2 separate regions of the Homo sapiens genome follow, and region 1 is linked to region 2. Evidence: chromatin contacts called from ENCODE POLR2A ChIA-PET data. All regions are on one chromosome and are shown on one strand. The core of a region is the stretch at or near the end of the contact, and the rest is flanking DNA. Distances in the headings are between cores, read along the strand shown.

Region 1 (3,638 bases), core at 648-3,147, 110 kb after region 2:
GTGGCACAATCTCGGCTCACTGCAACCCGGACTCAAGTGATTCTCCTGCCTCAGCCTCCCAAGTAGCTGGGACTACAGGCATGCACCACCACGCCCAGCTAATTTTTGTAGTTTTAGTAGAGACAGGGTTTCACCACGTTGGCAAGGCTGGTCACAAACTCCTGACCTCAGGTGATCCGCCCTCCTCGGTCTCCCAAAGTGCTGAGATTACAGGCGTGAGCCACCGCGCCCAGCCAAGTTAAGCTTTTAGAATCTAGTTATCTGGTTTACCCTTCTCATTCCCCTTTATCTCTGCTCTTAAACAGGTAAAAATGCTGGTCATTTTTTTTTTTTTTTTTTTTTTTTACCATTCTGGGCAAATACTCTTTTACTCAGTTACCAGTTCCTCTGGCTTCTGCTTTCCTATTTTTCTGATCAATTTTACTTTTTTCCTGTGCTCACAGTTTAGGACAGCTGTACCAAATAGGCACTTTGCCTTTTTTTCATTTTGAAAACTTTCTTACTTTGACACTCTATGGATGCATCTAAGAGCAATTTCCCTTTCTGTTTTCTACATATATATATATATATATATATATATATATATATATATATTCCGAACCTTTCTTCCAAACCAAAAATCTGGATTTCCAAGGTGTGTTGAAACTATTATCAACCCAGACATGCATATATATATATATATATATTCCGAACCTTTCTTCCAAACTAAAAATCTGGATTTCCAAGGTGTGTTGAAACTATTATCAATCCAGACATGCATGTGTATATATATATATTCCGAACCTTTCTTCCAAACTAAAAATCTGGATTTCCAAGGTGTGTTGAAACTATTATCAACCCAGACATGATTCAGGAAAAAGATTATGTATATTCTTTGGAGTCTCTTTCTATTCTCTGCCATCATTTTGGTTCCATATGTAGGTCATCTGCTCTCTGCTAGTTTACCACCCATGCTCTTCCCATGGAGCCCTGGGCACATTTAACTAAGTCCCTCCTTGCTCAGCATGCAGTCTTTTTTGAGGGTAGAGGTGGGTGGAGTAAGGATTAAGGAGATGGGCAGGATATGAGTACCACAGTGGATGAAGAGATCAAAGAGTTTGAGGACTACATTTCTGTAGAACACGGTGGGTGTCATTAACTAAACCATTAGAGTAGTTTCAATACTCTGTACTTTGAGTCCTTATTCTACAATTCAAATTAGTATATTCTATTTTTATGCTAATTCACTGTTGTACTACTCTACTTCCAGGATTATTTACTTTTGTGCTACAGTACATAACTGCTACATTTTAAAGTTCATTGCAGCTTATTAATATTAAATGACGTGATTCAAAAGCATTTGCTTTCTCGGGCCAGTGGACACAGAGTACTCTTAAGATGCATTAAAATATGGATTGGTCAGTGTTTAACAAACCCTACTGAGTGGTTTCTGTGATTTAACAGTCAGCTTCCCGGACTCTTAGCTTGGCTGGCAACATGACAGTGCTTTAACCATTGATTTAGAAACTGAAGAGAAGGATTTCCGTTCAACAGCCACCAAGTAATAAACAGCAGGGTTAAAGCTAAAGGAAGAAGCTACCTAGTTGTTATTATTGGTTGTTAGATTCAAAGCAATGTCACTGTTCCTTTTATCTGAGTACAGCCTGTGATCAGACCTCATTGTACAAGACACTGTCCTTAAGCCTTAGTTATCTTTGCTGTAGAGCTGGGCTAGCCAACCAAGTTGCTCTCCCAGGGATAATTTATCTTGCAGGTGACACATTAAATAGAACCACGCAATCAAAGTTTGAATTCTAGCCTTCTGTTGTCTTGGTTGGTCAGGCTAAATTAATAATCGAACCTGGTGCCCTTGAACGAGCTCCCTGCTGTATACATTTAGCTGGCCAAACCACTTCCCCTCCCCCGACACTCCACCTCCTCATGGATGAAAACTTCTGGTAGAAAAACAAACTCACGAAGGAGAAAAGTACCAGGTGCATGAGACATGCAGATGACTAGAAAGGGAATGTGCAGCTTCGTGTTCGTGTTTCTTTTTTTTTTTTTTTTTTTTTTTTTTTTGAGACAGTCTCACTCCGTTTCTCAGACTGGAGTGTAATGGCACAATTTCAGCTCACTGCAACCTGTGCCTCCCAGGTTCAAGCAATTCTTCTGCCTCAGCCTCCCAAGTAGCTGGGATTACAGGTGCATGCCACCATGCCCTGCCAATTTTTTTCTTTTTTTTTTGTATTTTTAGTAGAGATGGGGTTTTGCCACGTTGGCCAGCCTGGTCTCAAACTTCTGATCTTAGGTGATCCACCTGCCTTGGCCTCCCAAAGTGCTGGGATTACAGGTGTGAGCCACTGCACCCAGCCACAGCTTTGTATTTCAAATCAAACACTGACTGTGTGCCAGTTACACTGGTCCCTGCAGAAGCCATTGCCAGACCTTTTTTTTTGACACAGGGTCTCACATTGTTGCCCAGGTGGGAGTTCACTGCAGCCTCGACCTTTTAGCCTCAAGCGATTCTCCTGCCTGGGACTCCCAAAGTGCTGGGATTACAGACATGAGCCACTGTGGCCAGCCTTACTGCCAGATTCTTCTCCGTGTGTAGTATTCCGTGGTAAACTCAGCCTCAAAGGAAGCATACGCTACCCATGTGGCATGTCTGTGAGACAAAGAAAGGGAAATAGTGGGAGAAACATGAAATGTCTTATGAGGGAATCTAAATAAATTTTGAAAGTTTGATTTCCAATATTTCATTTTTCAATTTATAATGGAAGCTCTAACTAGATGTTACCCACCATCCCAGACCAGCCCAGACCCACTAGGCCAAAAATATTTAAAGTATGTAAATGCCAATTATGTTGCGTATATAAATAAAGTACTGCCTGGAAGCTAGATATCATGGAATGATACTAAAGGCAGTTAAGTTTACGTTGTTCACTAATTATAATAGTAATAGCTAATATTTATTTAGCTATCAACAGAATAGCTAAATCATAGGAATACCATTTTTCTATAATGCTTATCGGTGGAAGAGCATTTATTTCTTATCAGTGTTACCAATGTAATCATGTTCTTCTGTAATTTCAAACATAAGATAGCCTATTTGTTACCAATGGAATCGCATTTTTCTGTAATTTCAAATGAGGCCTAGGCTATAGCCAATATATGTAGAGTCACAATTTCTACTCTCTTAAATTATGGCCTTTTAGAGTTCTTGAATCCATGTTTATTTGTTTACTTAACATTTGTGTGCTGGATGCTACAATGCAATATCGAGCAGAATCAGGGTCCCTCCCTTCATAGATTTCAGAGCCTACTGAAAGGACCAACAGTAAACAAATAACCACATAAATAAACTTACAATTACAGATGATATCAATGCTAAGTAGGAAGAGATACATGGCATCCCGAGAGTTGATATCAGCGATCTGCCCAGTGTGGGGAGGGTCTAGGAGAAGTGGCATTTCAGCTGAGGACAGTGGAGAGTAGGAGTTACCTGTGGGGAGGGGACAGGGCACAGCACCGCAAAAGCCCTGGATGCCAGGGAGATTCGGCACAACTTCTATAACTGGATTGACTTAACTTGAAATGTAATTTGCTCGAAAGAAATTAAAATTAAAATTCAGGGCAAGTGACCTGAAGTTACCCAACAG
Region 2 (3,530 bases), core at 658-3,157:
TGCTAAACAAGGGGTGGATTATTCATACTTCCCCTTTTTAGATCATATAGAGTCACTTCCTGACGTTGTCATGGCATCTGTAAAATGTCATGGCCCTGATGGAAGTGTAGCAGTGAGGATGACCAGAGATGACTCTTATTGCCATCTTGGTTTTGGTAGGTTTTGTTTGGCTTCTTTACTGCAACCTGTTTTATCAGCAAAGTCTTTATGACCTATATCTTGTGCTGACTTCCTATCTCATTCTGTGACTTAGAATGCCTTAACCATCTGGGAATTCAACCCAGTAGGTTTCAACCTCATTTTATCCAGCCCCTATTCAAGATGGAGTTGCTCTGGTTCACACGCCTCTGACATAATACTTAACTCAGAATCAATGAAATAAGCTCTGGGAAGTACCTAGATCTGGTAGACATTCAGTAAATGATAACTGTATTATTACAATATCTGTCAGGCCTCTGAGCCCAAGCTAAGCCATCATATCCCCTGTGACCTGCACATATACATCCAGATGGCCTGAAGTAACTGAAGAATCACAAAGGAAGTGAAAATGGCCTGTTCCTGCCTTAACTGATGACATTACCTTGTGAAATTCCTTCTCCTGCCTCATCCTGGCTCAAAAGCTCCCTTACTGAGCACCTTGTGACCCCCACCCCTGCCCGCCAAAGAACAACCCCCTTTGACTAATTTTCCTTTACCTACCCAAATCCTATAAAACGGCCCCACCCCTGTCTCCCTTCCTGACTCTCTTTTCGGACTCAGCCCGCCTGCACCCAGGTGATTAAAAAGCTTTATTGCTCACATAAAGCCTGTTTGGTGGTCTCTTCACATGGACGCGAGTGAAAACATTCAATTGTCATCATTTCACTACCAGAGGTTCTTGCATTTAGGTTCCTCAGAAGAATCCTCTGGGACAACAGGTTTCAAACCTTATTCCTCAGAACTCTACAGCTCCTCATCACATTGTGTGAGGTTTAATGGAGAAACAGATTAGGCTGGACTCTAGATTTCCATTTTATTATTTATCTCTAAGGTTGTAATGTGCAAATAAAGTTTATAAACCATTTTTTTATGAGAAGTGGTTTTAGACAGAGATCCTTGATTGTATTTTATAAAGTCTACAACAGAGTGAGGCTAAGTTCTTGTACTTTCTTTTCAACCCCCAAGGTCTCACAGATCACTGATGAAATGTACCATATAGACTCTTAGGAATTTTTGCTAAATCCTTTCATTGGATTTTAAAAAGAAAAAAACAAAGAAATGAACAAAACAATAATCTTGAAATTTTCCAGATTAGAACACGTTCTCTCCTAATACATGATTTGGGATTTCTTTTCTTAAGGGACTGCTCTGATCTTAGACAATCAAATCATCAATGTTTTCAATTTTATATTAATGTCTCCTAAGCTAACTCAGCCCTCACATTCATTTATTCAAAAATATTTGTTGAGTGTCTACTGTGGTGCCACGTACCAGAAATACCATGGAGAAATGTTTTCCGTTTTCTACCTGGCATTTTTCCAAGGTCTGTTATCCTTTCAACAGTTCAGTTCAGCACAGAACTTGCATTTTAATTTTCATTACAAACAGCCTGCCCATCTACCACTGGCACATTCTCTAGCATGTCATAAGCAAGTCACATGGCCACATAGTATTGAAACGGGAGACTTCCCTGACTCCCTTTACAGGATATGAGACAGGGGTATGGCTCCCTTGTTCGGTTGCCCACTGCTCAGACCCCTTGTGAGAGGAGGAGCATGCAGATGGGCAGGTGCAGAGGCCAGGGCGAGCACTTTGGGCTCTGGCCCCATGGTAATGTCTAATGGTGGGTGCCTGCAACCTCAGTGTTACAAAGCTCTTTCAGCTTGGCCACCCGCAGACGGCTTGAGTGTTAATCAGCTCAGTGGACCTTCTGCCTTTTCGCAAGGGCAGAGGGCCAGTGTGACAGCTTCCTGTATCCCGAGCTCTTGTCCAGTGTCCCGGAAAAATTGGGTCACACACGGACTGGAAGGATGAATGTGAGGTTTTATTGAGTGGTAGAGGTGGCTTTCAGTGTGGTGGATGGGAAGCTGGAAGGGCGGGGGCTGGGGGATGGAGTGGGAAGGTATCTTCCCCTGGAGTTGGGCCACCCAGCGGCCGGAGGCAAAACTCCTCTTGCACCACCCCCAGCCAAACTCCTCTCAGCATCCAGATGCCCCTACTCTTCTTTCTCTCTGCCGCGTTGTTCCACTGTCGGTCTGCTTGCCTCCTGTGTCCTCACCTGCTGGTCTGCTCTGGAGCTTGGGATTTGGGGTTTATGTGGGTGCAGGATAGGGGATGTGGCGGACCAAAGAGGAGCGCGAAAACAGGAATATTTGTTCTCATTTAGGGCCATGAGTATCCAGGCTTGAGGGTGGGGCCTTTGCCGGGGAACTGCCTTCTTCTACCCAGTATTTCCCTGTCTCCTGTCCATATCAGTATAGTACATACCTACTAGCATCCTTCAATTTGCTATTTCAAATTAATTCCCCAGCGCAAAATAAGCATGTGGAATTCCTTAAAACACATAAAAAAACAAATTTTTGAAATCAGGTTGTAAACTATTGTCATTAATTCCATTTATAATTGTATCAGATAAAATTCTGTTAGTGGTTATTTAAACTTATGTGAAAGTTTAAAAAAAATTTACTTAATGAGTAATATTATTACTTTATGTCACAACCATTGCTTGCTTAACATACAGTTTTTCCTTAAGCTCAAGGTTATCGATCCATTTGATTTTTTTCCTTTCAGCAATGTTCCAATTTTGAAAATGATCTCAAAAATGATTTCTACCCCTTTTAGAAGAAAGAATACAATGGGTTACATTTCTGGTCTGGTAATTCTCTGAGAGTCTTCATGCAAATAATGAGAACTTGCAAAATGGGCAGAGATAAAGAAAAGAAAACTTGAAGTGATTAGCCCCATGGTGCGTCGCTGTTTCTTGAGCTTTTCAAATGCAAGCCACCATTGTTCAGATTAATAAAATTAGCACATTCCATTTTGGCCGTAGAAGCTGGATAAGTAAATTACTTCATACTTTCCATTAAACTCTAATTTAAACACTTTGAAAAGAAAGTATAAAAGGAAATTTTAATAGGTACATTGTTTTCAGATGTCTATATCCTGTTTTTTATTAGTTGATTGGACTTGACCCACATAAAAGTAACATTTAATTTCTCTAAGTCATGTATTAGACATTGGTCAGAGAAAGAAAATGAAGAATAATATGATGGCTTCTTAGCTTTTATTATAACTAAATAGAAAAATATCTGAATACTGGACCACTAAATTAATTTTTAACTTGGTTTACCAAGAGATAACTTAATAACACAAAAGGCTTTACTATAGTGAGTTGCCCTATGGAAGTTAAAAGAGAAGGCAGAAAACTATAAAGGCTATATGACTACATATAGATTATATAACTTGATATTTATTTTCCTGAACTGAGAGTTGATCTTTTTTTATTAGCAATTCTAATCAATTGATTAATCATTGACCAGAGGAAGAAAACT

The links. ChIA-PET counts read pairs that join two places held with the same protein, here RNA polymerase II (POLR2A).
Region 1: POLR2A ChIA-PET joins it to region 2 with 13 read pairs in Panc1. The contact joins two enhancer-like sites. POLR2A ChIA-PET finds 5 or more read pairs at or near these places in 2 of 52 experiments (H1 and Panc1).

Annotation. Positions count from the first base shown.
Region 1 is chr13:33,382,175-33,385,812 of GRCh38, reverse strand. It overlaps a transcript of STARD13 not described here. Among named protein-coding and RNA genes, the nearest start is that of LINC02344, 49 kb to the right of the region's middle. Within about 2 kb of position 1,897, at least 2 of the 41 ENCODE cell types and tissues checked have a DNase peak (open chromatin) inside an H3K27ac peak, as active enhancers do.
Region 2 is chr13:33,489,173-33,492,702 of GRCh38, reverse strand. It overlaps a transcript of STARD13 not described here. Among named protein-coding and RNA genes, the nearest start is that of LINC02344, 160 kb to the right of the region's middle. RefSeq lists an enhancer at 2,643-3,219. Within about 2 kb of position 1,907, at least 6 of the 41 ENCODE cell types and tissues checked have a DNase peak (open chromatin) inside an H3K27ac peak, as active enhancers do.